2 separate regions of the Homo sapiens genome follow, and region 1 is linked to region 2. The links are chromatin loops, found by intact Hi-C in ENCODE. Cell type or tissue: OCI-LY7. All regions are shown on one strand. Links, peaks and the distances in the headings refer to the core of each region. The heading gives the core; the rest is flanking DNA. Region 1 overlaps RANBP3 (RAN binding protein 3). Region 2 overlaps NRTN (neurturin).

Evidence for each region. Hi-C counts contacts between places; a loop is a spot of excess contacts. Peaks named below come from ENCODE experiments on the same cell type or tissue, not always from the same donor. Only the 100,000 strongest peaks of a DNase experiment are listed, where the experiment ranks them.
Region 1: a loop joins it to region 2, with 9 times the contacts of the local background. A loop is called at or near these places in 3 of 110 quality-filtered maps.

What each region holds. Positions count from the first base shown.
Region 1 is chr19:5,945,324-5,956,918 of GRCh38, reverse strand. RANBP3 (RAN binding protein 3) reads left to right here. Exons shown (of 17, transcript NM_007322.3): 3 at 5,323-5,526. Among named protein-coding and RNA genes, the nearest start is that of RANBP3, 27 kb to the left of the region's middle. RefSeq lists enhancers at 2,474-3,470, 2,656-3,855, 3,633-4,191, 4,192-4,751. In OCI-LY7, for the core only: no CTCF peak of the experiment used is centred there; DNase peaks (open chromatin) are centred at 4,563, 5,148, 6,028 and 6,928; H3K4me3 peaks cover 4,547 bases; H3K27ac peaks cover 6,976 bases.
Region 2 is chr19:5,819,887-5,831,392 of GRCh38, reverse strand. NRTN (neurturin) reads right to left here. Exons shown (of 3, transcript NM_004558.5): 2 at 7,059-7,625; 3 at 3,069-3,644. The coding sequence starts at 7,227. The coding sequence ends at 3,220. It overlaps FUT6 (fucosyltransferase 6), which reads left to right. Exons shown (of 3, transcript NM_000150.4): 3 at 1-985. Among named protein-coding and RNA genes, the nearest start is that of FUT6, 14 kb to the left of the region's middle. RefSeq lists silencers at 2,283-2,332, 3,033-3,362, 3,533-3,602, 4,401-4,695 and an enhancer at 2,970-3,658. In OCI-LY7, for the core only: CTCF peaks have their summits at 4,313 and 7,645 (motif pointing right); DNase peaks (open chromatin) are centred at 3,172, 3,422, 4,452, 4,752 and 1 weaker place; H3K4me3 peaks cover 3,788 bases; H3K27ac peaks cover 3,442 bases.

The sequences.
Region 1 (11,595 bases), core at 2,015-10,014, 120 kb before region 2:
CGGTGCATTTTGAGGATGTCTGCATCTTGTTGGTAATAACAGGATTTGAGAATCTCATCAACTCCATTCTCCTGTGGCTTCTGTCCCCTCACAGGTGACCGGCTCCCAGGCTGGAAGCCGCTCTCATGATCTGGGACTCAGCTGCTGGTCTTAGGTCCTGTCCCAAAGCCAGCATTTATCTTGATGTGGCCCGGTTTTCCTGAGCAATGTTGAAGTGCTCTGTGGGGATCGGGTGTGTGTGTTTGTAGGGGTTGGGGAGGAGGGGAAAATGGTTGTTCTAAACCTCCCCCAGCACACCCCTCCCAGGATACCTGTGTGTTAGCCTGGACTTATCTACTAAGCTTGTAACTTTAACTCATGAAACTTTCCCATTGTTACTTTTTTTGCTGAAGAAGCAATCCAGAAACATGAAAACTTTCTTCTAGTTTTGTTTTGGTTCTCCAGGTATTTCCAAGATAAATCTGCCTCTGCTATCTCCTCTCCCTTGGGCCCTGACAAGTACAGCTTAATGACGTGGCTTTATGATTTGTCTTTTGGAGGTTCCATCAGTACGAAAGGACTGGTGCATTTCTCTAGTTTTAGAGAATAGTGAAGCCTCAGGAGTTGGGTGTGTTAGAGCTATGTTGGAGATGTTATAGTCATTCCTCAGGTGTTCAGTAAAATCAGGATTTTCTAGAATTTTGCATTTTATTATCTTTTGAACCATTTTTAGTTTAAAACAAAGGTTAGCAAATTAAGGCACAGCACTGCCACCTGTGTTTTTTTGTTTTGTTTTTTGCTGTTGTTTTATTTGTTTATGTTTTTATCTTTGAGAGACGGAGCCTCACTCTTTGGCCTAGGCTGGAGTGCAGGATCGTGATCATAATTCACTGCAGTCTTGAACTCCTGGCTTCAAGCAATCTCCCGCCTCAGCCTTCTGAGTAGCTGGGACTACAGGCACCACCACCACACCTGGCTAATTTGAAAAAAAAAAATTTTTTTTAGAGATGGTGTCTTGCTGTGTTGCCCAAGCTGGTCTCGAACTTATGGCTTTAATCATTTCTCCTGCCTCAGCCTCCCAAAGTGCTGGGATTGTGGGCATGAGCCAACAAGAACAGAGCCACAACTATCCCCTTTGCGGTTGCCTGTGGCTGCTACAGCAGTAGTATTTGGACAGAGACCGTGTGGCTTGCAGAGCCTTAAGATATTTAGTATCTGACCCTTTGCAGAAAACAGTTTGCCAACCCCTGGTTTAAAACAAACAATAGGAATCAGTAATTCTTTAAATCTGAAGACTTTAAGGCAACCAGCAAGATGGAACAGTAATGTGTAATATTTGCTCAGATGAATTTAAAGTGCTTTTAAAGTCACTAGCTGCTGTGTCAGTACTGTTTTCACAGCTGAGGGGGTTTTGTTGCTTTGTGATTTGCAGGCTAATTTGCATGTATGACCTTCAAGGGGTCTATGCCAATTACATAAACATGTTGGAGTTGAACCAGAAGGCTAGCCAGGAAGGCATTTTTAAAAATGCAAGTAGGCCAGACACGGTGGCTCACACCTGTAATCCCAGCACTTTGGGAGGCCGAGGTGGGCAGATCACAAGGTCAGGAGTTCAACCAGCCTGACCAACATGGTGAAACCCCATCTCTACTGTGGTGGCAGATGCCTGTAATCCCAGCTACTCAGGAGGCTGAGGCAGGAGAATCGCTTGAACCCGGGACTGGAGGTTACAGTGAGCTGAGATCGCACCACTGCACTCCAGCCTGGGCGACAGAGTGAGACTCCATCTCAAAAAAAATTAAAAATAAAAATTAAAAATAAAATGCCAAGTATAGTTCTTATCAAAATATTGGCTCACAGCCAATTCTAAATGGACTTCTAAAAATAACTGCCCTCCAGCCTTGGGAGTTGGGCTGCCCACTTCTGTCACTCGCACTTCTGTGGCACCGTCGCTGAAGAGGCATGTGGGAAACCTCTGTGCTGAGGCCAGGAGCAGGAGGAGCGTGTTTGCTTCGCTGTCGGAGGACAGTGTCCACATGGCCCTAGAGTCCTTTCTGCCACTGGGGAGTGAGGTGGAAAGTAAACACACAGGGCGGGCGGCTGGCTTTGTTTCTCCTTGGCTTTCTGGTTCAGGGCCTGCAGGGAGCAGCTGCAGTGTGTGTCAGAAGTGAGGGTTTGAGAGCCTTTATGGTTTCATTCTCTCTTGCGGAGGCCATCAACCCATCCCTGTCTTGCTCTCCAGAAGCCGAGCTGGGACCGAGCTTTTAGAGCTGCTGCCATTGTTTTTCCGAGGAGGTTCCCCCCGCCCCACCCTTTTTGCTTCAACATTTTATTCTGAAAATTTTCAAATCCTTGGAAAAGAGTGACACTGCAAACACTTGGGTATCCTGCCCCTGCCCTCTCTGTTAGCATTGCTGCCCTCACCTCTCATACCGGAAGTTAAGCCCATGTGACATTTCTGCCCTAAATTCTTCCACGGGTGTCTCATAGGGATGAGGCCATTCTCCTGCATGGCCTTACCACCATGTTACTCCTACGAAAATGTTAATTCAGTAATATCCTCCAGTATATAGTCCATGTTTTAAATTGTCCTAATTGCCCCTCAGATGTCACTTATAGTGACTTTAACAACTTCTTGATCCTCAAAGATCAAGAAGTCTCATCAACTGTGGGACCAGCTGACTTACCTTTCAGTAAACGAGATCTCAGACCACACCCGATGGGGTGCAAGTAAAAGAGCCCCTTCGTCTCCACCATCCCTCTCACGCCATTCAAAGGAGACAGCTCTTTATGCTCAGGTTTTATTGCTGAATCATGATTCAGCATGATTTGGAGTTGAAAAGAAAGACATGAAGCTGCCAGCCGAGGAATTTTTTGTTTTTGTTCAGTGGCAAAGCCACACAGCGGTTTTCTGTGGGTCCCGTTGATGTGTCAGATTGCACTTCAGCACACTACGGATTGGGACCGTGGCCTGCGTGTGGGTGCCGGTGGCATCACTTAGCCTTGGGTGAGGTTGCCAAATCCTATCGTTCCAGGATAGAAAAAGCCATGTGTGGTTTTAATTGTAGTCCTAGGGCCTAAAACGAAGCCATGGTCAGATTGGCAGCACAGGGATGTTACTCCCTTCCCATGCCTGCGCTTCCTGGGGAGGGGCGTGCTGTCTCATCGAAACGCCTGCGTTTACATGCACCATTGTTTCCGGGGCAAAAATGAAACCTTTCTTTCTTAACTGCCTTGGATGGAGATAGAGTTCTTTCTTTTTCTTTTTAATGTGAAGAGAATTTAAATATCCTTATGTAGGCTGTTCCATTCTTTGTAAAGACTAAACATTTCTTTCAGTTGCTCTCTCTCCAGAGCATTTGTTAATCTGAAGTGGGGAGGCTTTGAGGTTGTACTAGCAGAATAATGGCCATTTGGTAAAAAGAAGGCAGTTACAGAAATGCTATTTAGCAGAAAGTACAGTATCACTGAAAATGTGGTCGTAGGGTGTTTAGACCTGCTTTTGAGGCTTACCGTTGGTGTGATGAGCTTAGCCCTGGTGCACGTGGTTTTTGCCAGCCATGTGTATTTTAGGATGAGGTCAAAGGCTGGCAAACTCTTGATGTCTGATTTTACCAGACATGTTGAAAAACTCCAGGCTTCACCTTAGTTCTTTAGAGCTTACGATTCCTGCCCAGGAGAAATGCTAGGACCTGAGTAGAAAATGCTGGAATGACATTGTTAATTCTCCCATCTGAGAGAGGAAGTGATGTAATACTTCTCAACACTTATACAAATCATTCATCTTAACCAAAGATGACGAATTTGATCCTGTTTTGATGTCTTGGTTTCCATGTTTATGACTTACTTCTTGGTCCTCCTGTTTAGCATTTTGAATTACCATGAGGATGTTTGAATATTTACATTTCAAAAGCAGGGATTACAAAAAATTCAAGTGGTTCTAATTAGAGATAGGCAGTCCCCCACAGAGCTCTGGGTTTAATTTTTCTCTTGTGAGGTGTTAAGTCTCTCACCATCAAGTAGCAACAGACATGGGTGGCTGGACGAACCACGGTGCCCTGTGCAGGTTTAGAGAGCCAGGTTTAGAGAGCGGCTGGTCCGTGGCTCTGCCCTGGATACGAAGAGGCGACAGTGTCCCCTTGATTACTTTTGAGTGAAGATTGCTTTTGCTTTCCTAGGAATTTGTGTACATTCTCTTACATCCTCTTTCTGTAGCTCCTTTCCTCCTCCCGGATCACTGCTTTTTAAGTAGTGCCCAAACCCCGTCTAAAGAGGTCAGCCACTTCACACCCAAGAAGAAGCACAGCCACGTCCACGGGGAGACGGGGCAGCCCTGTAGTCATGTAGGTCACCGAGTGCGAGAAATGGCTCCATGTCGTTGGACGATGCCAAGAGGGAGGTTTGGGGACTGGAGTCTGTTTTAGGACACCAGGTGTTTAACCCATTTCTCAAGAAAAGTCTTGGAGTTACGGCCACAGAGCTCTCAGCCCATGGAAGCCCTGCTGGAGTCCCAGGAACCACCTTAAAGGATGCTGGGTGTTGTACTGTGGGGAGGAAGACTTCTGGAACCGGCTGCTCTCACCTTGGCAGCTTTCCAAATGAGCCCTTGCCTGGGGTGTTGAGGATGCACCTGGGAGAATCCTAGGCTGAGGGGCTCTGTGGATTTGCCCCCCTCCTTCATCTGAACTACCCGCCTGCCACTGATGCAAAAACCAGCTCTCAGTGTCCATGTCACCCCACACTTGCACTCACCGAGGTGGGAAAGCACTTTCTGGATCCTGGGTGTAAGCAGAACAAATGGAAAGTGCTAGAAGAACTGTAGTGAGAGGCAGAAGCCCTTGACCCCGGCGAGAGGCAGAAGCCCTTGACCCTGGCCTCCCTGGTTTCTCCCTAACTTTGGGGTTCCAGCCACCTCCCTCTTTCCTAAAGCACAGAAATGGTGCTGATGGCCAGCTCCCCCACTTCAGTATTTTTGAGATCCTGAAGGGGTTTTAATATTTTGCATGATCGTCCCTGTCCCTTGATCACCAAGGCCCGTAAGCCAAGTAGCTCCTTGCCAGGCAGCCCATAGTTTTGGAAACGAGGGTCCTGCTTCTCATACACTGTAGAGCTCCCTGCAAAGTCACATGGCACCTAGTCCACTCTCACTTCCCTTCCGTCAGCCGGAGAGCCGGTTTTGTTGAGCAGAACCCAGAAGCAGGTGCCTGCTCTCCCCATCTTCCTCCCAGGCGCAGGAGCTGCTGCAAGCTGAGCCAGCTCCAGCCTCTGACCCCTGCCCGCCCTTCCTGCTGTGTGATGCAGCCTTTATTCACATTGAAGGAAAATTGTCTTTTTTGCTCCCAGTCCCCTGCAGAGCAAAAAAACTTGTCGGATTCGGGAGAGGAGCCTCGGGGGGAGGCTGAGGCCCCCCACCATGGCACGGGTCACCCCGAGTCAGCTGGCGAGCATGCCCTAGAACCTCCTGCCCCTGCTGGCGCCTCAGCCAGCACTCCTCCGCCTCCCGCTCCTGAAGCCCAGCTTCCTCCTTTTCCGCGAGAACTGGCAGGGGTAAGTCCACACCTACCCGGCACTCCTACCGCCCAGGGGGAGCCCAACCCAGACCAGCCACTTTCCCTTCGGGTCCCTCAGATCCTGGCCCTAGCTAATTGTAAGCAGCTAATGGTAACTTAAAAGATGACAAGGATTTCTTCCAGCTCGCTTTAATTCATGCTGCTGAAAAGTCAGGGAAGATCGAATCCCCTTTTAGCCTTTTCTAAATTGCCGTGGGAATATATACCCACAGCAAGAGGTGAATCCTGTTTCCCAAAAAAGACACGAGGGGTCAGGAGGAATTGAGTCATGTGAAGTAGAACCTTCCAAACCTAATTTGACCCCTTCACCCTCCTTCCATTTTTCCTTCTTGTTTCCCTGAATGCGGGCATTCAAGTTTAGCGTCTTAGAAACCCAAGAAGCTAAGGCTTCCTTTGATATCTAGGAAGAGGCACTCTCCAACACAGATTGCTTTGCAAGACTGATTGTGTTTGGACTGTGGTTAAGGCAGTGAACTGATTGTCTTCAATCAAAGCAGGAAGAAGAAAAGACTCTTCCTTTGAACCCAGAAGGAATCCCCTGAGCCCTTTATCTTTGTATTAAGAAGCCTTTTGAAGATTATAGGTGGAGAAGATTGTGAACTCTCAAGAACAAGAAATGTCTTGGGTTTTTGAAGTTTGATAAATTGGGAAAGGTAAACATTATCCTACATTCAGGATTGAAAACTCCATCCTGTAGGTAACTCATGACAGAAGACCCCTATTCTCAGGACAGGGAAAAAGGACTCTTAACAAGAAAAGAAGGGACCCAGCTCTACCGCCTGAGCACCAGGCAGCCTTCCAGGCTGGTACGGTCCCAAACCTTATCCCGGACCTCAGCGTTCTTTCTAGCACACAACAGTCCCCGGTTTTTAAGGAAACTGTTAACATTCAGCTACAGCCACCAAACCTCAGGACACTTAGGAAGCACTGTTCAGCCAGGGGTGGGTTGGAGTCCTGTGTTAACATTTTGGAGGAGTCAGTGTGTGATGGAAAAAGAAGCAACAGTCTTTACTTGTGCCATAGGCTATGGGTGTGGGGGAGGTAACGGCAGTAGTGGCCTTCGTGGCACAAAAGTGGGTTTGGGGTAGTGAGACACGGGAGCCGCGGGAAGGAGTCCAGCCAGGAGGCACTTGACCCACAGTGCACTGGGAGTACAGCCCTCCCATGAGCGCACGTGACTGCCGCCAGAGCAAGAATTAGGAGGTGGCTGCGTCCTTCTTTTGTTGGCAGAGTGGCTGCCGGAAACTTCTCCTGAGTCAGGTATGGTGAGTTACTGCACCTCTGGTCTTTGAGAGCACAGGAAATGGTGTTCTCAGGTTTCCGTCTTCAGCTGTCTGGGAACAGATGGTCTTTAGGGTCCCCCCCAGAGGCCTTCTGCAGGTGCCTGGGTTTGAAAAATGCAGCCCACATAGGACTCTCCAGCTGCAGAGGTGACAGGTTCTAGAATGAGAGTAGCAAACAAGTGCATCACAGAGTTTTTGTGACAGCAGGTGCTCTTCAAGAGCACACGCGCTGTTCTGTGCCCTGCGTACTTCTCACAGAGGCCCATGTTGGAGTGTCTGGAGGGGCCTCACCTCGTCCACATGTTCATCTCTTTGGCCTGGCCAGCCCAGGTAGATCTCAGCATCCTGATTCTCATGGACTTTGGGTCTGAGGCTCTGATCCTGAGAAATTCAAGCAGTCCCCCACACTGGCAGGTGGAAGGTGAAGCTGTATGGCAGGGAGCCTTGGGATGAGCTTGTGGGCACCGTGGGAGAGCCAGGATTGGAGGCTGCATAGAGCAGTATGTAAATGTTCCAATGTAGCTCTGGTGGCCATGTGCATAACATGCACCTTGTAGTTTTAGCACTCGTAACTTTTGGACACCCACTTTCAGGAGCCCCAGGAGAGCCATTGTCAAGCCCCTTGTGACAGCTCTGAGCTGACCAGGGCTCTTCCCTCAGGCTGTCTGCAGAGAACACCCTGACTGGTTGCTAAGGGCTCCTGTTAATTGGCTTTCTCTACTAATCGGGCCTGCTCAGAGCAAAGTAAACTTTATTTTAGGTTAGTTAGGCCATAGATCAAGTCAGATGGAACCCGATGCCAACTGCTTCTTGGCCTGAGCCTTTTTCGTGTGTGTGAACTCAGACCGTTTTCGTTTGCATCAGAAGAAATTTGGGTCTCACTCTGTATCACACTGGTGTTCAGGAAACCACCCCCATGTTACCCGGCAGGTCTCATCCGTCACATCTAGTCTGTTCACTTTATTCCATGGTCCCTGGGGGGAATATAAAGCTGAGAGTTCTTGATGATAAACAGTGGTGCGCTGAATTGTTACTTGTAAAGGGCCCTTACCATCTTTTAGTCTCGTCAGAACCCTGGCCATGGAAGAGTCAGTACCAGGAAAAAGTCTCTATATATCAGACTTCCTGGCTTTCAGAAGACAGTCTGAAGAAGACCAAACCACATCCCGATTAAGTTCTCTGTTTGATGTGGAGAAAGCAGGCAGCTCTGGGCACTCACTGCGAGCCTGGTGGAATTGTACTGGACTGAAGCTCCCTGCCAAGGACCTGCCGAGCTTCAGATATGTTTATTAGACCCACCAGGGAGCTTAAGGAGGTTCTGGAATGAATCCCTCTGGCCAGACAGCTTCCCCCCACCTTCCAGCCCCTGCACAGGATTTGACCCTCAGCACCCCTCAACTTTGGAAGCCACCTCTCACTTGCTTTTCTCAGGGCCTGCCCTTTTGACAAGAATTTCTGAGCTGGTTGCCTCTGCCACAGAATAAAAAGCATTGAACTGGCCCATCATTTATTTTGTATCCCAGGTATCCAGCCATGACCAGCCAGGTTTTCTAACTTGCCAGACTCACTGAGGCCCTGGTACACCGCTTGGTTGCCAGTTTTCTAGGGGGAATTTATCTTTTTTTTTTTTTTTTGACATGGAGTCTCGCTCTGTCGCCCAGGCTGGAGTGCAGTGGCCCGATCTCTGCTCACTGCAAGCTCCGCCTCCTGGGGTTCACGCCGTTCTCCTGCCTCAGCCTCCTGAGTAGCTGGGACTGCAGGCGCCCGCCACCATGCCCAGCTAATTTTTTTTGTATTTTTGGTAGTGACAGGGTTTCACCGTGTTAGCCAGGATGGTCTCAATCTCCTGACCTTGTGATCCGCCGACCTCGGCCTCCCAAAGTGCTGGGATTACAGGCGTGAGCCACCACGCCCAGCCATCTAGAGGGAATTTATCTGACATGGCCTTGCTTTCTGGCCTTTCCTAGGGGACCAGGTAAACAGTGCCATTCCTTCCTGCTTCTTCCTTGTTCGTCTTTGTGTCTGTGGAGTCGGCTTCTGAAAGCTTTGTCCCTTTCCCTGGGCCGCCTTGGCACCGAGGACACACCAGACAGTCTGACAAGACCCATGTTTTTTGGACAGGGCAATTCTTAATAAATGTGACAACCATGATTTTCACTGTTTCATTCCTTAGGCAAAGAACAAGCTTCCCACCCCTGCATTCCCATTCCAGATGGGATGTGCCCCTCTGTCTTGTATTTAGTGACAGGGACTCATGCGCCTCACAGAATTGAGTTACTTCCCACAAGCTCCCTATGGCTGCCGGTGGGGAGCTTGTTGCGCCACCAGCCCCCACCCCGCCGGCAGGGACGTGGGGCACATGATCAGCACTCACAGTGCTCGCTCCCGACCAGCCTGCAGCCCAAGCCGCGGGAGGGCTGCTTCATCTTTTCTGAGCCTGCTCTGTTCACTCCTGCTGTCCCAGTGCCAGAGAGACAAGTCAAAGGGCCCTCTGGTCTTCTTTCTCTTCTGCTTCCTTATTATTACTCTGGGATGTTGTCATCATGGTGTTGAAATGGATGCTGACCCAGCATTCCCCGGTGTCATCCTGAAGCCCTGCGCCTCGCAGCAGTAGAGTCTAGTTTGGGAAAAGTGGAGGAGGAGGAGGAAATGGGGCTCTTATGTCCTGCTTCTGTCCTCGCTCCTCCCCACTAAGCTCGAGTCTTCGGAGCTTGCTCTTTTTGTTTTTGTTTCTTTCTTTTTTCTTTTCTTTTCTTTCTTTTTTTTTTTTTTTGAGACAGAGTCTCCCTCTGTTGCCCAGGCTGAAGAGCAGTGGCGCCATCTGGGCTCACTGCAAGCTCCACCTCCTGGGTTCAAGCGATTCTCCTGACTCAGCCTCCCGAGTAGCTGGGATTACAGGCATGCACCACCATGCCTGGCTAATTTTTGTATTTTTAGTAGAGACGGGGTTTCTCCATGTTGGCCAGGCTGGTCTCGAACCCCTGACCTCAGGTGATCCACCCGCCCAGGCCTCCCAAAGTGCTGGGATTACAGGCATGAGCCACCGTGCCCGGCCTGGAGCTTGCTCTTAAAATCCTCCTGAGCTCTGGTTGCAGACCTCTGGGGGCTGACCCTGAGTGTGTCCCAGGCATTGTTCGGGACCAACCCCTGAGGACCCACTGCCTTGTTTGGGGTGAGGGGTGGCCCCAGACTGCCTTGACACCAAACAGGTCCAGACTCCTGGGCTGCTGAGTCTAGGAAATGGAAAATGTGGAGCTGGCATTGGCTGTGTGCAGGGCTGGGTGGCTTAAAGGTTCCTTCACCCCAAACCATTTCCTGCTTTGGAGAAGGCAGCACAAGCCAGCTGGACAGCAAGTTCCAACGTCTCCTGAGAGGAGAGGCCCTCCATCCCAGCAAGGTGCAGGGTGTGGAGGCCTGGATTGGGGCAGAGGGCAGGCGGCACCTCACGTGGCCAGCGGGTTAGGATTCTAGAAGAGCTCTGTCCACAGGCACGCGTTCTGTCTTCTTGCTTCCCTCCGCTGGGTCTTAGTGGAGAGTTGCTGGCAGGAGGTTCCCCTGTCGAATCTTCCTGTGTTGTTCTTCCCAAGCCTTGGCTTCCCAGCCTTTCCAGGACCAAGAGGCCCCCCACTTTGTTGCAGGCAGGCTCTTAGAAGATATTTGGGGCACGGATTTGAGGGTCTCCTGAGATCAGGGGTCAGGCAGCATCTGAATCTTGTCTGCCTAGGCACCCATTCTTCTCAAGGTCACTGAAGGGGACATGGTGGAGGACACGGACTCCACCCACGCAGCAAGTCCTCAGCAAGTGCCTTCTGTGCAGGTGTCCCGGGTGTCGCGTGAATGAACTGTGTTGTAGGAGACACCTCTGAGATCATTTCCCTATGTGATAGAACAAAACAGGGTAGCTCCCGAGAGGGGCTGGGATAGGGAGTGAGCATGAACTTACCCTAGAGGTGGTGCTCACAGCATCTCAGACACGCAGGGACCTGGAGGGAGGGCGCCCACGGAGGAGCAACACTCAGTGAGGCAGGAGCAGCCAACATGTTCAGAAAACAGGAGGCCACATGGCCAGAGCCTGGTGGCAGAGGGGACCCTGTGCCTGAGGAGGCCACCGAGGCAGGAGGGAAAGGTACGTTCTCGGGGGGCTAGAGCTAATGGGACTTGCTGGCAGGTTGGAGGTGGTGGGTGAAGGGGAGGATGAGTGCAGAATGCCTGGGGGCACCACAGTGTTCCCGGGGCTGCTTCTAGAGCCACGAGTAGACCCCAAGAGACTGTTGGGAGCCCCGGAGCCACACTCTTGACCTGGACATGCTGCTCTGGGGAGAGCATCCATGGCATCCATGATCCCTGAGAGGCATGGGTATCGTCAAAAGAGCCCCCAAAATACGCAAAGCAAAAACGGACAGAACTGAAGGGAGAAATAGTCGAGTCAACCGTAAGAGTTGGAGGCTTCGGTACCACACTTTGAGTAATGGATAGAACATCTAGACAAGATCAGTAAGGAAACAGGACTTCAGCAACACAAAAACCAAGCAGACCTAACAGACATATAGGTCACCCCACCCAAACAGTGGGGTACACAGCCTTCTCAAGTGCACATGGAAAATTCTCCATGGGGGGCCATTTGTTAGGTCACCAAACACATCTCAAATTTTAAAGGATCAAAATATGGAGTATGTGCTCCAACCACAAGGAGATAAAATTGGAAATCAAAAACGGAAACTAGGAAATTGACACATGTGGAAATTAACCTAGATAACCACTGA
Region 2 (11,506 bases), core at 1-8,000:
GCTTCACCTGCCTGAGGACTCACCTGCCTGGGACGGTCACCTGTTGCAGCTTCACCTGCCTGGGGATTCACCTACCTGGGTCCTCACTTTCCTGGGGCCTCACCTGCTGGAGTCTTCGGTGGCCAGGTATGTCCCTTACCTGGGATTTCACATGCTGGCTTCCAGGAGCGTCCCCTGCGGAAGCCTGGCCTGCTGGGGATGTCTCCTGGGGACTTTGCCTACTGGGGACCTCGGCTGTTGGGGACTTTACCTGCTGGGACCTGCTCCCAGAGACCTTCCACACTGAATCTCACCTGCTAGGAGCCTCACCTGCTGGGGACCTCACCCTGGAGGGCACTGGGCCCTGGGAACTGGCACCCATGGGGCCCCACCCATGAGTGATGGTTCTGGCTGATTTGTTTGTGATGTTGTTAGCCGCCTGTGAGGGGTGCAGAGAGATAATCACCGCACCGTTTCCAGATGTAATACTGCAAAGAAAACCGATGATGAGGCCGGGTGCGGTGGCTCACACCTGTAATCCCAGCACTTTGGGAGGCCGAGGCAGGCGGATCACAAGGTCAGGAGATCGAGACCATCCTGGCCAATATGGTGAAACCCGTCTCTACTAAAAATACAAAAATTTGCCGGGCGTGGTGGTGCATGCCTGTAATCCCAGCTACTTGGGAAGCTGAGGCAGGAGAATCGCTTGAACCAGAGAGTCGGAGGTTGCAGTAAGCCGAGATCGCGCCACTGCACTCCAGCCTGGCGACAGAGCGAGACTCTGTCTCAAAAAAAAAAAAAAAAAAAAAAAAAATTAGCTGGGTGCGGTGGCCGGTGCCTGTAATCCCAGCTACCCAGGTGGCTGAGACACAAGAATCGCTTGAACCCAGGAGGCAGATGTTGTAGGGAGCCATGATCGCACCACTGCACTCCAACCTGGGCGACACAGTGAGACTGTCTCAAGAAAAAAAAAAAAAGGGGGGAGTGTCCCTTTCTGAGTGTGCAATTCTGTGTGGAAGGTGACTGTGTAGGATCATGGGTCCTGCCTGCTGAGCCCTTATGGGTGGTGATCTCTGTGTCTTGTGAGTGTGCTTGTGTGTGTGTGTGAGAGAGACCCTCATCCGGTGTGCCGATGCGCTGATGACAACCGCAGCCCCAGGGAACTGCAGGGGCTTCTCGGTTTATTTATGTTCCAATTCCCTGGTGGGCTGGGCCCGCGCCCTGTGGTTGGGACGCTGGATCTGGGTGGGAGACAGGAAGGCCGAGGTCCGGGAGGCCCCGGAGGGTGGGCAACACTCACACACACATGCACACTGTGGCAGGGGAGCTTCGGGGGGGCGGCAGACCCCTGATGGTCAGCTTTCTCGCTGTGTGTCCTGGGCTGAACAACACTCCTCTCTGAGGCCAGGCCATCTAGGATGGGGAAACTGAGGCTCGGAGTAAGCGTCACTTGGGCTTCCGCAGCGTCTGGGAACTCCGGCCTCTCTGCGGAGGCCGGGCTGAGTCGGCCCAAAGGGTGGAGGAATCCACCACCTTAAACCTCAGAGTCAGAAGACTGCGGGGGTAGGCGGGGACCCCAGCCAGCGGCAGCCCTGAAACTGCTTCCCAAGCAGATCACCCGCCTGGCCGCCAAGCCCTGCTCTCAGGGCTCCCTGGAAGTCCTGCTGATTAGCCGCCTTGAGTGTCTCCAGCTGTAGCTGTGGGTCCCCGGGAGCCAGGGGCTAGGGATGTTCCTTCATGGCTGGGTGATTCTCCCTGGGGGCGGTTTCCGATCTGCGCCCTCCAGCTTTGCGGGGGGTGGGGGGATGCGGGCTGAGCCTGGGAAGGGACACTGTGGTTAGAGGGTGGTCCTAAGGGCAGACGTGTGGGAAGGAGGGGAGGGGGCCCAGCTAAGGAGAAGGGTTGTAGCCTTGGGAACCCCCAGTCTGAGGGGCAGGAGGGGAGGAGTCTCGCCTCGCCGGTGCCTGCTCTGGGCTCGCAGTGCCCGCCCCTTCCCCGCCCCTCAGACCGACCGTGGGACCCGCCGACCCCTCCCGCGCTCTGGCAACCCAACACCCGAGGCCTGCCAAGCATCAAGGTGACACCGTGGGGAAATCTAAACACCGAGCCGGGCTTTTTCCATACTCCGCAGGGGCTCGTCGTAAATCCCCCCCGTGGAGGCCCGGCCAGGGCTTTTATGGGCCGAGGACCCAGGTCTCTGGGGACCCAGCTCTACACCAGCAGGCGCCGGCTTCGGGCTGGATGGGGCTGGCGCCCGCCCCAGGCCTCTCCCCGCCGGGAGGTGGGCAGCGTGCGGGTATTTTTAGTAGCTGGTGGAAGGAGATAGTGGCTTTCAGCTCACCCTGGTGGGCGAAGACCGGCCCGAGGAGGCCGTCGGATAAGGGAGGCCCAGGTCCACCTGGACCTCACTCTCCTCACCCCCAGAGTGGCTCCCCCTTCCTAGAAACCCACATAGCGGGATCAGTGCGGACAGGGAGACGCTGGGGAACTGATTCCACCTGGATCTCAGGCTCCTCACCCACAGTGTCTCCCCCTTTCCCCCTCTCCAGAAGTCCACACAGCAGAGAGGTGCAGTCAGGAACAAGCTGGGGAAACTGGGTCCACCTAGACCTCAGTCTCTTCATCCCAGAAGCGAGAGGTGCAGTCAGCGACAATCTGGGGAAACTGGGCCCACCTAGACTTCAGTGTCTTCATCCCAGAAGCCCGCACCGCGGAGAGGTGCGGAAGGGAACAAGCTGGGGAAACGGGGTCCACCTAGACCTCGGTCTCTTCATCCGAGCGTAGCTTCCCTTTCCCCTCCCCAGAAGCCCACACAGCGAAGAGGTGCGGACCGGAACACGCTCGGGACGGGCAGAGGGACCCGTAGGGAGGCAGGAAGGACGGTCCCTGCCAACATAGCCCCATTCACCCCATTTTCCTTTTTGTCCGCCATAAACTGGACCCACTTTGCATCTACCCTTCCCCCAAAGCAAACAGCATCCTCCCACTACCCTGCAGCTGGGCCCCCCCCACTGGTCCCCGCTTTCCCGGTGGAGACGGCGACGTGGCCCACACGCGAGCCCCTCGCCGAGGATGAATCACCAGCCAGCTCGAGTTGCCACACTTTATCTCAGTACAGTTATCGCGAGAGTCCCGGGGCCGCGCCGGCGTGCTCTACGCACGCGCAGTCTTTCGCGGGGCCGGCCAGTGGTGCCGTCGAGGCGGGGGGAGTGGCCGCCGCGCCGGCCGAGTGAGGTAGGGTCACACGCAGGCGCACTCGCGCGCCGACAGCTCGTGCACCGTGTGGTAGCGGCTGTGCGCGTCCAGGAAGGACACCTCGTCCTCGTAGGCCGTCGGGCGGCAGCAGGGCTGCGCGCGCACCCGCTCCCGCCGCAGGCGCCGCCGCTGGCGCAGTCGTCGCAGCCCGAGGTCGTAGACGCGCGCGGCAGCCTCGCAGGCGCCTGCGCAGTAGCGGAACAGCACCGTCTCGTCGGACGCGTAGCCCAGGCCCAGCTCGCTCACGCGCACCTCCAGCTCGCGCAGCCCGCAAGGCCGCGCCCCCAACCGCGCACGCGCGCGCCGCCGCCGGGGCCCCGCCCGACGGCGCGGACCTGGGGGCCGCCCAGCCCAGGGCGTCAGCTCGCGCAGCTCCATCGCATCCGGGGCCCCCTGCAGGAGTGCACGGTCTGCGAGGGGAGGAAGAGAAAGGAGGGGGGGTCAGTGGGTGCAGGGGGTGGGAGGGAGCCCCCTACCCTCTCTGTACCCCTGCAAACGAAGACCCTTGCTGGGACGCCAGGCCTAGACGGCTTCTCGTCTCACTCCCAGGTCCCAAATTTCCCCACCCTCTTGCTGAGCTGCTCATGCACCCTCTCTGGGCGGCACTGGGGGGCACGTACACACTCACACCCCTACGCTGGTCCAAAACCCCTTTCTGAACCCTGAGCCTATATTGGCTGCCCAGAACCTGGTCCATCCTTTCTGGGCCGCTTTCCAGCCCGTCTCACCTTGAGCTGAGCTGACCGGGGTCTCTAACTCACCTCCTCTGGGCCCCTCTCTCACCCCATTGCTGCTCCATTCTCCTCGTCCTCCATCGCAAATCTATCTGGACCCCGCCCCTATGCTGGGCTGCCCCAGGACACTGGTGCATCCTCTCTGGGCAGCACTGGGGGGCTGCTTCCCATGCCCTATCCCTCTTTAGTGAGGTTGTCATAGGTCTCTAGAGCCCCCTCTTCAGGCCCCGACGTCTGCTCTGAGGCCCCGGGCTTTTCAGACTCCCTCCATCCCCACTGCCCCGCTGTGCAGTGGAGCCTCAGTTTCCCTATCCAAGAAATGAATCGGGGTGTTTGGGTTTCTCAGAATGCAGAGGAGCAGCAGGTACCGCAGCCTACTGCATCCGAAGCCTGTGTGGGGACCCCACTCCATGGAGTGGCAGCAGCTACTGTCAAGGCCACCCCCATGTGACAGGTGACAAAACGGACCATCCCAAGGTCACATCATTAGCAGGTGGCCGAGAGAGAGCGACAGAGGCGGGCTTAAAGGTCATTCTTCCTGCCTTCATCGTTCACCCAAGTTTGGCCCAGGTCCAGCCGCTTTCTCCCACACTCGCCAGGAGGTGCCCAAGTCACCGATTCCCAGGGCCTGGCAGCCTAAATTTATTACCCAAGCGGTGGCTCCACCCCCAAACTCGGAAGCCCCGGGAGAGAACTGCAGACGCTGGAATGACAGGCAGCGCTGCTGGCGGACCTGCAGGCAGGGGACTCCCAGCCCCAGAGCAGGTGGCAGTCACGCTTGTGGTTGGGAGAGGAAATCTTTAGTCCCCACCTGCCCCCCGGGCTGGTGCACCTGGCTGTCAAAAGAATGAGCCTCTGGGTGGCCCTGGGGAAGGAGGGGCTGTCTGTCTCCTGGGGTTTGGTGGGGGAGGAGATGTCTGTTCCCACAGGGGGTCTCAGAAACGAGACAAACCCAGCCTCAGAGCATGACTCTGCCACTTTCGCCACTTGCAACCTCAGGCCTCAGTTTCCCTGTCTGTCCCATGAAGCTTCCATGATCTCTGTCTTGGCCGGGGCTGAGAGGGTGGGAAATCGGTGCGGGGGGTGGGCGATGACTGAGCAACCTAGTCCGTGTTCTTTAAGCCCCGGAGCAGGACTGGAGTGGCCAGGACTGTGCTGGGGGGTTAGGGGGCACACCCAACCCCAGAGGGGTGCATCGAAGCAGACATTTGTGGGCTTGCCCGATACAATACAGGTGCCCGGCTAAATCTGAATTCCATATAAACAATGAATAATCTTTTTTTTTTTTTTGAGACGGAGTCTCGCTCTGTCGCCCAGGCTGGAGTGCAGTGGCGCGATCTCGGCTCACTGCAAGCTCCGCCTCCCGGGTTCACGCCATTCTCCCGCCTCAGCCTCCCGAGTAGCTGGGACTACAGGCGCCCGCCACCACGCCCGGCTAATTTTTTTGTAATTTTAGTAGAGACAGGGTTTCACAGTGTTAGCCAGAATGGTCTCCATCTCCTGACCTCGTGATCCGCCCACCTCGGCCTCCCAAAGTGCTGGGATCACAGGCGTGAGCCACCGCACCTGGCAACAATGAATCATCTTTTAGGATGTCTGTCCCTGCCTCCCTGCAGCGGGGCTGGCTGCTTGCACAGGGGCTAGAACACAAGGTCCCCAGCCTGAAATTCCACCAGGAGCCTAGAACATGGGGACTTGGGGAGTCAGTGGCCACTCGCTTTTTGCAGTAGGGCAGACAGGCACCCGCCCATGGGCCCTGACCCTCCGCAGTGCCTGAAATTCCTCCATTCGTGCTTTGCCCCCCGCACCCCAAGTCCTGGAGCACTGGATTTTGGGGGTCCCGCCCGGGTCTCTGTCCCAGAGTCCTAGGAAGGACTTCACGCCGCTTGCAGAGAGGGAAGTGGTGGGAGGACAGAAGTGGAGCTCGTGCTGGAGGCCACCCTTGTGCATTGTAAGGACAAGAAAAGAGGATTGTGTGGGCTGGCAGGGGCGGGCGCAGACGCGCACATGGGCGTACTCGTGGCCCACACCCAAAGGCGCTGCACACGCACCCTGCCGGCATCCACGCCTCAGATGCCCGCGCAGGCGCACGCATGGACATGTGCGTGGGCACAGGGGTCAGGGCCCACGCACCACCCTCACCCCACAGCACCTGCGGTGGGGCAGGCATTAGGGATTGGTGGGGAGTTGGGCGAGGGTCTTGCCCTCAGGGTGGGCATTTCTGTGTCCCTATAGCAGCACTTTTGCCCGTGTCTGTGCCCCCAGCCCCGTCTCTCCTCTCTCCACCCCTCCTCACCCCTTCGAATCTCTGGGCCTTTCTTCCGGTTTTTAGCTCCTGCTCCATCTCCCGCCTCCCCTTGGTCCCTGTCCCCTGGGGCAGGTCACTGGGACCTCAGATCCAGCCTCTCTCTCCTCCCACCGCCCCCCCTGCTGCGCCGCGGGGGCCAACCAGGCGAATGCCCAGGTCTAATCTCCATCTGGCCCCCACGGGACCTCAGGGCAGAGCCTAATTCCTTGTGACAGCTGAGCCGAAAGACCCCAGTTCCCAGAAGTCACCCTAGCTCCACCAGGCCATTGGGGGAATTTGCAACCTCCCTCCACCCCATCTTTTTTTAGAAAATGTATTTATTATTATAATGTTTTGAGACAGAATCTTGCTCTGTTGCTCAGGCTGGAGTATAGTGGTGCAATCATAGCTCAATGCAGCCTTGAACTCTTGGGCTCAAGTGATCCTCCCACCTCAGCCTCCCAAGTAGCTGGAACTACAGGCGTGCGCCACTACACCTGGCTAATTTCTGAAGTTTTTTGTAGAGATGGCGGTCTCGCTACATTGCCCTGGCTGGTCATGAACTCCTGGGCTCAAGAGATCCTCCTGTCTCAGCCTCCCAAAGTGCTGGGATTATAGGCAGGCGCCACCATGCCTTGCCCTGAATAATCTTTTAGGATGTCTGTCCCTGCCTCCCTGCAAGGGGGCTGGCTGGCCCTATCTTTAAAAAACCTATGACACCCCCCCACCACCTCCCACTCCACTGCCTGAAATTCTACCCCTTACGTTGGGGGTATCTGACCCCACACAGAGGAGGAGCTTACACTGGGCCAGGCGGGCAATCCGGGCGTCCAGGGTTCGAGGCAGGCGGTGCAGGGGGACCAGCGCAGGTCCGAGGCGGTGGCTGAGAAGCAGGCCCTCTCGACACATCCAGATGGACAGCACGGAGCTGCAGAGCACTGAGGCCAAGGCCGCCGCCTTCCAGCGCTGCATCCTCAGCCTGCGGGCACGGGATGGTCAGCCGCACGCCCCGTCTGTCCCTCCAGCAGCCAACGGGCACAGGGCGCTGGGCCAGGACTCAGTGTGGGGCCTTTGACTTTGAACGCCTGCCGAATGGTCGATAATCACATGGGAATGGTCCCTCAAGGAACCATTGAACAAGGAAGGGGTTGGCCTCCGTGCCAGGAGTCACAGGGAACCGCCCCCATCTGGGGGTCCCGGAGTGCCTTCCTGAGGAGCCGATGACAAGGTCCAGACTTGAATAAACGTAGGAGTTGGCCAGGCAGAGGAGAATGGCATCACAGGCAGGGGACACAGCCAGTGCAAAGGCCCCGAGGCCAGACTGAGTGTGGCGTATCCCAGGAACAGCAAGGAGGCCGGAGCGGCTGCAGCTGAGGAGCCAGGGGGAAGAGTGAAAGGAGGAGAGGTCATTCCCGGCAGGTGGCAGTGTGGGACAAAGGCGCGGGGAGGGTGGTGTTTAGGACAGTCTGGAGGCAGGAATCTGGGGCTGACACTGTTCCCTACATGCTGGTGTCCTCCATTGACTCTGCCCCTCTCTGAGCCTGTTTCCCATCCAGATGGATAAGCAGGCCCAGAAGTGGGCAGCAATGGACCAGAGCTGCCCTGGACATGGAGTCCCAGCTCTGGGCTTTTGCACAGATAGGTCCTTGCATGGAGAACACTTCTTCCCTCCCTCCCCACTCCCACTCCCCTTTCTTTCTCTTTTTCTTTTTTTCTTTTGGAGATGGAGTCTCACTCTTGTCCCTCAGGCTGGAGTGCAGTGGCGCAATCTCAGCTCACTGCAACCTCTGCCTCCCGGGTTCAAGCGATTCTCCTGCCTCAGCCCCCCGAGTAGCTGGGATTACAGGCACCTGCCAGCATGACTGGCTAATTTTTGTATTTTTAATAGAGACAGGGTTTCTCCCTGTTAGCTATGCTGGTCTCAAGCTCCTGAACTCAAGTGATCCGCCCACCTTGGCCTCCCAAAGTGCTGGGATTACAGGCATGAGCCACCGCACCCAGCCTCCTCTCTCTCTTTCTCTTTCTTTCTTTCCTTTTTCTTTCTTTCTTCTCTCTTTCTTTTTCTCTTCCTTTCTTTCCTTTCTTTCTTTCTCTCTCTCTCTTTCTTTTTTTTTGAGACAGGGTCTTGCTCTGTCACCCAGGCTGGAGTGCAGTGGTGTGATCACAGCTCACTGCAGCCTCCACCTCCTAGGCTCAAGCGATCCTCCCACCTCAGCCTCCCAAGTAGCTAGGACTGACTACAGGCATGAGCCACCGTGCCTGGCTAATTTTTAATTTTTTTTGTTTTTGTTTTTGTTTAATAGAGAGGGGAATCTCACAACGTTGCCCAGGCTGGTCTCAAACTCCTGGGCTCAAGCTATCCTTCCACTTTGGCCTCCCAAAGAGCTGGGATTACAGGCGTGAGTCACTGTACCTAGCTCTCACTCCCCTTGCAATCTCAGCTTGGAGGGTGCCTCCTCCAGGGAGCCTTCCATGGCTGCCTACCCTATTCACTTCAACCTCTGGCTGGTGCAGGGGCGCTAGTGGGCCCCCAGGAATGCCCTGAGCTTTACCCATTCGGGCACCAGTTACTTGGTGCTGTGAGTGCCTGGTGGCATCCTCCTCACTGCATACAGTCGGTGTTTAATAACTCACGTGTACACGCCCACCACACTCGACGCCGTCTGGGCTCCTCCCGAGCGTCCCGCGGCCCCCAGCCCGAGTTTACATTCCCCCTCCCGGCTGCCTAGTGTGGGGCGGCGTGGAGCCTGGCGGCCGGCCAGGTGTAAACATTTACACCGAGCACTGAAAGCCGGGCTGGATGCGGGTCAGCACCTCCGGGCCTGGGCTCGGCTCATGGGGTTCCCAGGCGCCCCCCAAATGCGTGCACCTTGTACCTCCAGCCTTGCACGCTGCCCTGCACCACCCAGAGATTTATTTGCATGGGATTTGCATTTCATTTGCATGGACCGCGCCTCGTGTCCTGATGTGCAGAAACTCAAACCACCCCTTCCCCACCCCACTCACCCCCATGGACGGCGACGACAGGAGCTACACATATCAGACCTTAAGTAACAGGACACATTTATTAAGCACCAGCTGTGTAACAGGCCTGGTGCTGAGCCCACAAGAGAGGCACTACTATCTCCATTTTACAGCTAGGGAAACCGAGGCACAAAATGGGTAGGGGCTTGTCCAAGGGTTAGAAAAGGACATGGGATTTGAACCCAGGTTCTTTGACACAGCACACACCATATGGGCTGGGCTGGGCTTGGGAGCAGATGCTGTAGTCACCCTGAGAACTCAGCACTATTGGTGGTACTTGAGACTGTTTGGTATTGGTGGTGGTTATTCTTAGTAAGGAATGAGTTCCCCAACGTGAGGGCATCTAAACAAATCCTAGACCAGCCTGGGGATCTGATGAGAGTGAATTTGCAGGGGAAGTCGATTCTCCCCCAGGGCCAGCCCAGCTGGTTCAGTGGCTCAGAGTAGGCGCTCATAGACATTTGCTGAATGATGAATGAATGAATGAATGAACACAAAGAAGCTAGGCTGACGGGTGCAGTGGCTCATGCCTGTAGTAATCCCAGCACTTTGGGAGGCTGAGGAGGGCAGATCACCTGAGGTCAGGTGTTCAAGACCAGTCTGGCCAATATGGTGAAACCCCGTCTCTACTACAAATACAAAAATTAGCCGGGCGTGGTGGCACACCTGTAATCCCAGCTACTCGGGAGGCTGAGGCAGGAGAATCGCTTGAACCCGGGAGGCGGAGGTTGCAGTGAGCTGAGATTGCACCACTGCACTCCAGCCTGGGTGACAGAATGAAACTCTGTCGCAAAAAAAAAAAAAAAAAAAAAAAAAAAAGCTAGGCACTGGGTGGCCCAGATCCTGAATTGGAGGGTCCAGAATTTCATGTCTGAGTGAACGGATGGATGGATGGATTTATTGGGAGGATGAAAAAGAAACCACAGTTGAAGTCTCTGGGCTTAGTATACAATCAGTGCATAATAAAGATGACTGTCCTGAATGGGGCTAGATTCACTGGGGGTGGGCAGGGGGCCCTCCCTGAGGAGGTGATGCATGCACTAAGACCCAAGTGTGAGAAGTCAGCCATAGGAGAATCTGGGGGCAGGTGTTCCAGGCAGAGGCATGGCCTGTGCAAAGGCCCTGGGGCAGACCACACGTGGCGTGTTGGAGGAACAGTGAGGAGGCCCGTGTGTCTGAGCAGAGTGAGGAGGGGAAGAGAGAGGAGAGGAGGTTTGGAAGGGGATGAAGCAGCTCGTGCAGGGCCTCGTGTGGGCCATGGGAAGGACATTTCATTCTTGAGGTTTTGCAGAAGCGGATGGCAGCAGCAGCATTTTGTCAGATGTCAAACCCATCCCCTTTATTCCTTTTTTTTTTTTTTTTTTTTTTTTTTTTTCTTGAGACAGAGTTTCACTCTGTTGCCCAGGCTGGAGTGTGGAGCACAGTGGTGCGATCTCGGCTCACTGTAACCTCCACCTCCTGGGTTCAAGCGATTCTCCTGCCTCAGCCTCCCAAGTAGCTGGGATTAAACGAATGTGCCACCATGTCTAAGTAATTTTTTTTTTTTTTTGAGACGGAGTCTCACTCTGTCGCCCAGGCTGAGTGTAGTGGCGCGATCTCGGCTCACTGCAACCTCCGCCTCCTGGGTTCAAGCGATTCTCCTGCCTCAGCCTCCAGAGTAGCTGGGACTACAGGCGCCCGCCACCACACCCAGCTAATTTTTTGTATTTTTAGTAGAGACAGGGTTTCACCGTGTTAGCCAGGATGGTCTTGATCTCCTCACCTTGTGATATACCCACCTCAGCCTCCAAAAGTGCTGGGATTACAGGCGTGAGCCACCGTGCCCGGCAATTTTTTTTTTTTTTTTTTGAGACGGAGTCTTGCTCTGTCGCCCAGGCTGGAGTGCAGTGGCACAATCTTGGCTCACTGCAACCTCCGCCTCCCAGGTTCACGCCATTCTCCTGCCTCAGCCTCCTGAGTAGCTGGGACTACAGGCGTCTGCCACCACGCCCAGCTAAATTTTTGTATTTTTAGTAGAGACAGGGTTTCACCATGTTAGCCAGGATGGTCTCGATCTCCTGACCTTGTGATCCACCCGCCTCAGCCTCCCAAAGTGCTGGGATTACAGGCGAGAGCCACCGTGCCTGGCCATCATCCCCTTTATTCTTAATGATCACCTACTTTATGTCCAACCCCATTTTACAAACTTAACACAGATATAGTCATTCCAACCTTACAAGCGTCCTAA